Regions from separate parts of the Homo sapiens genome. Here region 2 is linked to region 1. Evidence: chromatin loops called from intact Hi-C (ENCODE). Cell type or tissue: IMR-90. All regions are shown on one strand. Each heading gives the region's core, and the rest is flanking DNA. Links, peaks and the distances in the headings are about the cores only. Region 1 overlaps LRMDA (leucine rich melanocyte differentiation associated). Region 2 overlaps LRMDA (leucine rich melanocyte differentiation associated).

What was found. Peaks named below come from ENCODE experiments on the same cell type or tissue, not always from the same donor. Only the 100,000 strongest peaks of a DNase experiment are listed, where the experiment ranks them.
Region 2: it touches region 1 in a loop (4-fold over the local background); 2 of 110 quality-filtered maps call a loop at or near these places.

Annotation. Positions count from the first base shown.
Region 1 is chr10:76,250,129-76,255,515 of GRCh38, reverse strand. All of the region lies in intron 5 of LRMDA (leucine rich melanocyte differentiation associated), which reads right to left. Among named protein-coding and RNA genes, the nearest start is that of KCNMA1-AS1, 640 kb to the left of the region's middle. RefSeq lists a silencer at 3,251-3,545. In IMR-90, for the core only: no CTCF peak of the experiment used is centred there; a DNase peak (open chromatin) is centred at 3,335; H3K27ac peaks cover 955 bases.
Region 2 is chr10:76,190,370-76,195,756 of GRCh38, reverse strand. All of the region lies in intron 5 of LRMDA (leucine rich melanocyte differentiation associated), which reads right to left. Among named protein-coding and RNA genes, the nearest start is that of MIR606, 640 kb to the right of the region's middle. In IMR-90, for the core only: no CTCF peak of the experiment used is centred there; a DNase peak (open chromatin) is centred at 2,656; H3K27ac peaks cover 1,993 bases.

The DNA.
Region 1 (5,387 bases), core at 271-5,270:
TATGTAGCCATGTGTAGGAATGTCAGTGTATTTCAGGCATCCAAGGTTGAGATGGGTAACAGTGGGCTCCTAAAATCCTTATTATGAAGTCATCCTTCAGAATCTATGCTTCTAAAATTCTAGGTATCATTTCCAACAGAGGAAATGCAACACACAATCATCAAGCACTCTCATAAATCCTTGCTGACTTAAGGACAGCGGAAGATTGCCTTCTTTGGTAGTATTAATTGTGAGTCACTTTTAATTTTGGTTGGCCCAAACTTTATGTTCTTTCTTAGCCTTCAAAAGTTCATTTTGCACCATAAAATTATTTTATTCTTCATAGAGAAAAAAACAAAAGGCAATGAAAGACTTGATTTTAATGACCTTTTTGGTGACTCACTTTCTAATTAAGAAAACTAGAAAAGGTCTGGGGGGAAAGCCCAAAGAGGTGAACGAATAAAAGAACAAATCATGTTGCTGGCTATGAGCAGATCAGTTGATTTGAAAGGCTGAGTGAAAATAGGGAAAGTCTGGAAGGTTAGGCCAAAAAAGTACATTGAGTTCAAGGTTAAGTGGACCTCAGAAGCCAGGCTAAGGGTTTGTGGCTGTAACCCAAATGCGAGGAGGAGGCCCTAAAGGTTTTTCAACATGGAGTTGACATGATAAAGGCACATTGTTCCTATAAAACCGGTCGTAACTTCTAAAATAAAATGAACTTGAACTAAACTCACGGTGGTGGGTAATCATGCCCAGAATGTGACAGTGGAAGAGAACACCTTGCTGAAAAGAAAGGTATTTCCAATAGAGAGAGAGGAGAGGAGAAGAGGTGAAGAGGGAAAATCCTTTTTGGAAACCAGGAAAATCAGGCAGAAGTGCATTTAGTGAACATATTCAAAAAGTAGCAACATAATATACATTATATAGCAGAACAAATGCCAACATGATCAAACTTAAAAAATAAAAAGATTGGTGGTATGGAAGATATGAGACCCCTAGGAGAAAGTGACCGTGCCTAATTGGAGATAACTTTGCATATTTTGGAACACAAATATATGAATACTCTTGATTGGATTTGCTTTATTTTTAAGAGACTATAGCATTTCAGTATAGTATAGTATAGCATAGCATAGCATAGCATAGCATAGCATAGCATAGCATAGCATAGCATAGCATAGGATAGGATAGGATAGGATGGTATGGTATGGTATGGTATGGTATGGTATGGTATGGTATAGTATAGTATAGTATAGTAATTTCCACAGATATTGATCCTAATAGGACATGAAATTCAAGAAGGAAGGATGCTACTAAAAGTGAAATTCTGAGTATATAATTATGAATATTGACAACAAGGAAGGAAGGTTGGGGAAGCTTGAGGATAGGGAAGCAGTGAAAGAAACCAAACTAGTATAACTGTATGGGGCATATTCTAGTGAATTCAGATTTTAAGAAGTCACTTATGAAAACCATGCTCAAAGGAAGAAAATAAGTCTACTGTTGGAAAATGGTTGTTAAAAAAAGAAATCCCAAATGACAGAGGAAAGGCAGAATGATTAAAACTAAGCTCTTGTTTTGTCATTATTTTCTCCATCATGAAATTATATCCTTGGGCTAGACTGATGAGTGAAAAGTAAAAAAGAAAAAAGAAATGGAAGAATGAGGCCCTAGAGAGCTTATGAGACATAGGAGATGCCTGGTGTCTAGACCTATACAAATAGTATCTTATTTTACAATAGCAACAACAAAAAAATTCTTATAGATCTGCTCATGGAAACAATGTTACTAATATTTGAAAAAATACAGATAAAAAGCAAATTTGGGCAAATATTTTTGTTGATTTTTTAAAGGAGGAACAGAAGATTCTAAAAATAATGACACTAAAATTGTAAAAAATTATGTTAAATATATGATATATGAGCACGTTGAAAAGATAGTAGCAACTTTTAAGAGCTAGTACATCTTTTTACCTAGAATGAGCTAGGCCAAATCAATCTCTCTCTCTCTCTCTCTCTCCCCCTCTCTTCTCCACTCCCTTTCTCTCTCTCTCTCTCCCTCCCTGCCTTCTAGCTCTGTCTTTTAGAAACAGTTATTCAGCTGGTAGATCAGTGAGACCATAAACATTATAAATTGATTTCAATAAGACATCTAACAAAAATCCCCCATGATATTGCTTTGCAACAAATAAAATAAATGAGATGCAATTCATAGCAGATCAATTAACTACATCAAAAAAATGTTGATCCATGAATCAATGTCCTTAAACCTACCCACAGGACTCTATCCTTGCCTCCAGACTGTTGAATAAAACCCAGAAATCTGTTCTAACAATAGGCTAAACCCAAAGACCCATAATATGCAAAACAAAGCAAAAGTACCCACTTAGATCTGAAAACTCAATTTCCCAAGCAAGGGATGGGAGAGTTTTGCTGGGCAGTCGCTTATATAAAAATAAAAGCCCAGAAAGCACTGGTTGACTCTGAGCTATGTTACAATAACACACGGCAGATGCCTGGCCTCCCTGGAAGTTGCCCCGCTCATACACAACTGTCTGCATGTCCTGGGTGGGATGCGGGATGAAATGTTTCTTCCAATCCTCAGGTTCCACGAGTCTAATATCAATATGAATTCCTGCCTGGTGACCTGTGTGAGTATTGCTCAACAACTGTAGAGGAAGAATTGCAGAAAACGAAGGCGATTACAAGTTTTTCTAAAGCCACTGATTTTATCACAAGCCACATACAGAAACCTTCCCAATATCTGCTAATTACCAAAAGGTAGTGATCCTCCAATATCTAGCAGTAGGACACACACCCCAGCTGACCAAACCATGAGTTTAAGACAGGCAGAAAAACCTAACATCTCCCTACCATGACAAAGGCAACTAGAATTGCCAAATCCTATACACAAAACATTTAATTTATAACAGTTAAAACCTGGCCTCTGACCAAGTCCAAAAGAACTATGTCTTATTTCACTTGCTCTTGAATATGTCTCTTTCAGAGATAAATGGCTCTGCTCTTGGCCAGTCCTCCCCTCTGTGTGGTGTTTTGTTTAGCTGGGCTTATGACAAGCCAAGAGTTGATGCATCTGCTTGAATGTGTAATTTACCTCTCTGGTCAACTTAGCTTTTTTTTCCTTGACAATATTATGTCAAACAATCACATCACAACTGGCTCTGATCTCTTTGTTGTTAGCTAATAAATTAAAGAGTATTTATTATCTGCAATCCTTTTTTCCTCTTTTAATGGTGACACATTTGTGGTGAATTACAGGGCAGCTTTATAAACTAGGCTCCAGGCCAGTCTCAGGCCCTGCGTCCATGTGAACGTTCCTTCTCCCGGTTGGCCTCCCGGACTGGTGGTAAATCAAGGCAGCTGTCACAGTACACTAAGTTAGTGTGCGTCATTGGGGAGAGCAGGAAGCGTTGGGGGTATAATTCTGTCCATCAAACTAATATGTTATATCAGTAGCTTTGTAATCTTCTGCCATAACTTATGGGAAGTGACACCTAAGAATTCACTTTGAAGGCAATGTGTTTCTTAGACTTTAAGTCAAAACAGACCCGATTCACAGCAACAGTTCCTCTGTTTACATGAGTGGATTTCTAGTGCCGGGGAACCAGGTCCCTATCAATGTGGCAGTATTTAACACGCTCCACCACCGGCTGGACTCTGTTTACAGCCCTCACGGCAGGATTTGTAAACTTTTCAAACAGGGTTTCTTCTCTTCTTGTTACCCTTGCCTTAACCTCCAGTAGCGGGATAGATAAACATGCTCCTTGAATGTTATCATGACAAAGCAAACCTCTGACAGATGGGAATGAATGGGTGACCCATTTCCCTTGTCCGGTCCCCTTCAACCTTTGTCTTGACAAATGTGGGAAATGGCTCTGGAGGACAGAAGAATACTCACACCGCTATGATAGCACTGTCAGCTTTGTGCTGTTGCTAAATGTCCACATGATACTTAGAAGCGACGGGAGGGCCGGGCGCGGTGGCTCACGCCTGTAATCCCAGCACTTTGGGAGGCCGAGGCGGGTGGATCATGAGGTCAGGAGATCGAGACCATCCTGGCTAACAAGGTGAAACCCCGTCTCTACTAAAAATACAAAAAATTAGCCGGGCGCGGTGGCGGGCGCCTGTAGTCCCAGCTACTCGGGAGGCTGAGGCAGGAGAATGGCGTGAACCCGGGAAGCGGAGCTTGCAGTGAGCCGAGATTGCGCCACTGCAGTCCGCAGTCCGGCCTGGGTGACAGAGCGAGACTCCGTCTCAAAAAAAAAAAAAAAAAAAAAAAAAAAAAAAAAAAAAGAAGCGACGGGAGATAACCTTCAATGGACAGTGTGCTTTTCTAAGTCATGATATCAGTGTGACCAGACTTAGACCATACGTCCTCTGAAAGCAATGCGTTATTTTCTAGGATTTGCTGTTGGATTGTCCCTGTCTTCCCCCACTCTCTCTTCCTTGGCTGTTTTTCTCAGCAGGCCAATGAGAGAAGCCCTTTGGGGAAGATTAAGTAGTTTTGTGAGCTGCCATCTGATGGAAAAGAAATCTACAAGAACTGTTCAAAGGAGCTCTTCCTCCCCCAGGCACAAGACTAAATATGCACAGTAAAGAAATTTGAAAAATGCCTGCCCTTGCCATCCCCAATACCCCTCTGATTGATAGCAGAGAGGGTTTGCTATGATAATTCTACTTTGACAGGTCCCAGGCATAAATCCCACAAAGTTGTTGCTCTAGTTTGACAACCTTGGAGGGCTCCAGTTAGGAACAGGAAACAGGCCTCTATTTTTCACCCTCAATGCTCCTTCAGGTGCAAAGAAAAGACTGTATGGAAAAAATAATTTCTTATCTAAGGGGGAAACCAAATTCAAAGCAGTTTTAATACTTATTCATCAGAAAGAATGTCCAATGGAGAAAAATGTGACCTCAGTCCTGCTTCTTCAAACTTAAATTGAAATGCTCCAAATACGAGATTTGAAACCTATTCATGATGAGAAACGGATACCCTTTTTTCATTTTTTGGTTTTCCAAAGTTATGTTAGTATTCTCCTTCAAGGTCAGCCTAGAAATGTATCATAATATTTTATAAAAATCATTACTTACAAATGAAAGTACATACATATCATAACATCCATAATTTATCATCAAAGCTTGCAATGTGCCACCCTCTGTATCCCATTATATCCACTCAATTCTCATAACCACCTTAAATGAGTAGAGTCTCAATTTATAGGAATGCAGTTAAAAAGAGAGTCAAACTAATGAATTTTTTCCAGGATACATCTTTCAATCTTGCTTCACAATATGCCAGGGGATCTTTGGGAATCAGTGCACCTTCCCTCTCCCCTTCTCCAGCTGAAGAATGATAACTCAGCAATGAGAACCTTAGTCATGAAATCATATTCA
Region 2 (5,387 bases), core at 325-5,324, 60 kb after region 1:
TCCATTTTGAAGAACTAAATGCCCCAGATGAATCAGTCAACAATATGTCGGCTGCTCTCACATTCAGCCTTCTGCTGTTTTATAATAGTACCCTTATCTTATTTCAAGAAAAGAATGACAAACTTATAGCTGCAAATGCTAAATTTATGGGGTTCTTTGTGGCAGGCATTACTGAGAACAGGGCTAAGGAAACAGGTAAGACGTCCTGGAAAGAAGAAACCTCCATAAATACAAGGCCAGGCCTCAATTTTCATCTGAGCCCTGCAATCCAAGCAGTTTTCACTACCTATTTGAATTTTTTAAAGATGTATGGGGCAATCAAAGGTGCTGAGTGCTAATTAGATGGACAAATGAATGGTCACCCTCAAAAGGCACATTATGCCTAGTCACAGCTCTTCTGAATGCCCTGGTCGCTACTTTAATAGCTCTGTGACTTTCAATGGTACAAGGTCAAGAAGAGTTGCCTTTTGCTGGAACCTTCCCAACAGACCCCATTCTGCCCACCAGAACCGGAAGTTGTGTCTTTGCAAAAGCAACCAGTTAGAATGGGAGGAATGCAAGCCTTTGTTTCACCAACATGATGTCAAATTATTAGTAGGGGGCACCTTTTGTTTTTGCTGAATGGTCTGGTTTTCACTCCCTCTGGCATTTTAGGAACTGAGTAGGCACAACTTTTGATGAAGGGAATTCCATTCAATGTACAATTAGGAGGCCTGTAAAAATGAATCTCAAGAGTGGCTTTGACCAAAGAGCATCCCAGGAAACACAAGTTTCACAAGATGCTTTGTAGAAAAAAATAAGTTTTCACAAATAATTTTAGGAAATTATATAAAATTAGGACACATTCCATCATTGTCTTGGAGATTCATATTGTACTTTGGAACATTAAAGGCTTGAGAAGCTGCAAAGAAAGGAAGCTTGCTTGACTTTGTTTGATAGAGTATTTTGTGGCCTTTTGATAAAAAATTCCTTTTTCATATAACTCCTTTCTGGATCATCAAGCACATATTGGACTTTCCATCCAAGTGTCTGACCCATGGTCTGTCTGCAGAGACAGGTTGATATGGTAGCTAGAGCACTTCCAGTGAATAACTTAAGCACTGGAGAGAACAAAGCCTAACGTTTTCCAACTGCCTCATAAGCTAAGAAGCTACATCTTACAGATCCAACATGAGACTTTGCACCTTTCAGGATTCCCATGTGTGCCACAAGTATTATCAAAGCAGCAAAATAATGCCTGGACATGTGAGCCTATGTGAGATTCAAGCTCATAATTCTATTATGTTCATTTTTCTACTCTTCATTCCTTTCTCTCTTCATCCTACCTTGTGTACCCGGATACCCAAACAGTGTTAGAGCCCAGGCATCCCTGACTGCCCCATGACAAAAAAATAATGGAAGCAGATGTCAGGAAAGAAGTGTTAGGAGCCTCAGATTTTCCCTTCCATTTTCCAAGGGCATGGGATGCAATTGAGATGCTCCTGATTCCAAAAACTTTTTCTCAAAACACAAATCTTATCCTGTTCTTGTCCATCCGAAATAACTCAGTGGTTCCCCTACTACAAACAGGCCAAATCTAAGCACTTCTGCAACAGACTCAAAATTCTTCATACTCTAGTCCCTGTATACCTCTTAGCCCAGTGGTAACCCCAACCTCCTTGCAAATGTTGCTCAAGCAATACTGCACACCACTAATTTTCTGCTATATCCTGTCCCTTCAAGTCTCTGTACCTTTGCACTGGCTCTACTCCCTGCCTGAATAAATGCCATTATTTGTCCACCATCAAAATATCAAGTATGGGTTGACGCAAGTTAGTGCTTTCAAGCTAAATAATGAATACACAGATTCTACCTCCTCACTTTACAGTCATCATTTCTCCTGAAAGCTCCAGTTAGAATTAGCTTCTCCTGCTGCAGGCCTCTCCTTATACACATTTTATCACATTTTACTATAATTTTCTGCTTGGATCTCTGACTCCCTAGGGCCATGCTTTACTCATTTTTGAAGCTCACTGCCTATCACAGTGACTGGCACATTGCAGACAGCAACACATTTTTGTTTTCTGGTCAGTTTCATGGGCATATATTCTGTTCACTGTCATTGAAGATTGCACAGCTACTAGAAGTACATAAAAAATAAGGGCACATTCATCTTAGCTTCTTCTCTTCCCAGAGATATGCGATAATAATAACATCTGGTGTATTTGGGATTAAAAATAACAATAAAACAAAACTCAATATTCTAAAAGAGCCTAAGGATCCCCAGATGAATTTTCTGGGAAAGTTCTTGGTCAAATGACACCACCAGTTGTTAGCCTCAGAGGTGCCTTTCCTTTAAATACCGGATCTTTCCAGTCATGGACTTCCGAAATCACTTTAAAAGAGAATGATTGAAGCAGGGAGCCTAATTATTATTTAAAATGACACAATGAAAACAGTCTGCAATCAAAGACATGTTTAAATTTTTTAAGTACAGAAACAAAAACAGTGATACTTTAATGGAGCACTATCCCCTGCGATGGCAAATATGCATTTCCATCTTGGCTCCCCGCTTCCTTTATCTTCCATCACATTGCTAACAGGCCTGACTTTGCAGGAACAGCAAGGAAACTCCGACACATGTACAGCTTCAAGAAACACGCTCATATCTCTAACTAAATATTTATGCAACCTAGCCTTAGTCCAGCGATGACCACTCTCCAAAGCATTTTATATAGCATTTATAGAAGCCATAAATGTTTTAAAAGAGGAGGGGCATACTTAAAAACATTTTATAAAGTCTTTAATTTGCTTTCAAATATATTGTAAGGCATTATGAGTCACAGAGTTCATAAAGTAGTGGGATATATGCATACCTTTTCAGGCCTTCAATTTAACTTCACAACACATTGTTCGGAGCAGTGCAAGTCTGAGCTCTACCTAACTAAATCACAGGGTAATAGACTAGAGAGAGCACGCCCATTCTTACCTTTAGCAGGAATGACTACAAAGAGTTCCAAGTTAGTCCTACTCTTTTTAGAAATTGCTGGGAAAGATTTCTAAAAAATTTCCCTCCATAATAGGATGTCTTAATTTATGACAGTTTAAATGAATCTTATGTTGCTGCTTAAATCACATCCAGCCAATGAAATTTTAACTATCAACAAGAAACAGCAATTTTCAATACCCCTCCTATTTTAACCATTTCATTTTCTGAGATATTCAGGGAGCCATGCATTCAATAGCTGGTATACCTCAAGATGATTGGCATTGAAATAGCCAGGGCTGATCTTAAGATGCGTAAAATTACTCAAACTCAAGAAGTTCCATCTGCATGTTGACTAGTCGCAGGCCTTTTGGAGGGCTATTTTTGTCAAATGGAACAGCTGTAGTTTCTTCTCTTGGCCCCTGGTCTGATCAATTGTTAAATAAAGAACTGGACAGTTGGGACAATCTGCACCAAAATCACCATGGAACTTACTGAAGAAAATGAAGAGTCCCAAGCTCTGTGTCATATCTAAGAAATTAGACTCACTGGAGGTGGTTCCCAGGAATCTGCATATTTAACAAGCACTCTAGAATATTCTAAAAGAGCACACTAGAATCTAAGAACCAAGGAAGCAAGTGACTGCTGTTTACTTTTAACTTAGGAGTGTTGGTAACAGACTTGGGAAGCATATCACCCTATCCAATGCCAACAAGTTTTTCACACTTACACAAAGGACTAGACGACCCTACTCCATAGATGTTTTCCCCACAGGCATACCGCACGCGAGACCTGGGTTTGTTATTCTGCTGTCTTGGCCAATTTGCCCACAAGTCTTTTTCTGTACCTCCCATGTGTTCTTGCTCATTTTGAACCTGGTGCCACTCCCAGAAGATGTCCTGGAACCTTTGTCATGATCAGGGCCTGTGTGGGAAAAGGCTTTTTCTAACGATCGTTTCCAGTGACTTGGAAGTAAGTTGGATACATCACTTATAAATAATCTCATGCCCTTTGCAAGGTAATCGAAAGAGTCATTTTGGCATTTCCTTAACCAGCCACTGGAATCCCTTCATGGGATTTAAGGACCCAAACTGCAGACAGTCTGTCACTAAACAGCTGCTTTCACTGCCCTCCTAAAAGGGCCCTACAGGGTGGTTTCCATGCCTCAGAAATCTGACATTTAGAAGCAAACACCTGCCTTCTATCCACTCTCCAACTCACCAGCCACATTCCCCAAGTTGCCTAGCCATTAGCTCAAACACAGACTCTCAATTCAGTTGATTTAATCTAAGGCAGTCATGGGCATCAGCCTCTTATCAGGGGCTGAGGTGTTTGGGGAAAGGTTAGAAGGAATGAAGTGACAAAGGATTCAAATATCCTGCAGTTAAATTGAGTAAATAGCCGCTCATTTCAAAGCTTCAGATTTGGAAAGAAAACAGCTCAGGGCTATAGAGGAAAATGGGGAGGGGACACTCAACACCATCCAGGATCTATGTATTCTGTCTGATTTATTTAAATAGAAAGAGACATAGTGCATTTATAAGAATCACTTTAGCTTTTGTATTTATCAGTGCACCCCATCTTACCGCCATTACAGCTCTGACAGAATAATTAATTTCAGTCAATCAATCATTTAACAAAAACTCGCAGGTGACCTCAACATACCATATAAGCCACAGAGAACTAGTCACAACAGCAGTCTTCAAATTCCCTTGGAAAGGAAAATTAAGCCTGCTATGTGTGGCTTGGGGCAACCTAAGCCGTAAATCTCTCTTTTCTGATCTCTTCATATAGATGAAAGAGCAAAGCCGCTCGGGGTTACATACAACAATTATGTGTTCACCAAACTTAGGGAATCAGCTTGCAGACAGCCCTAATCATTACCAATTAACCACGTCTGCTGACATCCTGTAAGAGCTGCCCCAGTGCTGCTGAATACCCGGCCCTCCCTTCAGGCAACCAATCCCTTATATTACAGCGTATGTGTTTTGGAAGGCCTATTAATGTTTGTTGACAATTCCAAATAGAGGTCACCTGTTGTCATGGTGCAAAATACCCTCTTTCCCCCTCTGAATGCTAGGCAGGGAGGGCAGCTTTGTTAGAAACACTTCAATGCATTTCTATATTGCCACCAACATTCAGATCTGATGAAAAGAGATTTAGGGTCTCCCAACTTTTCAATGGCAATTCCCACCTGCTACCACACACCCATCTGGGACTGAAAGGAATCTCCTCCTTGGATAATAAACTTGACAGAATGTGTTCAGGCCCTAGGCCTCCAAAGGAAAATGTCCAGTCACTGGCAGTCAAATCAAAACATGAAGATTTACCAAAATTGTCAGAAATGTAAACCTTGAAAAAGGTTTTCATTCCACTGGAGGCAAAGTGGCCTTTTCCCATTTAAATTATTCTCATTTAATCC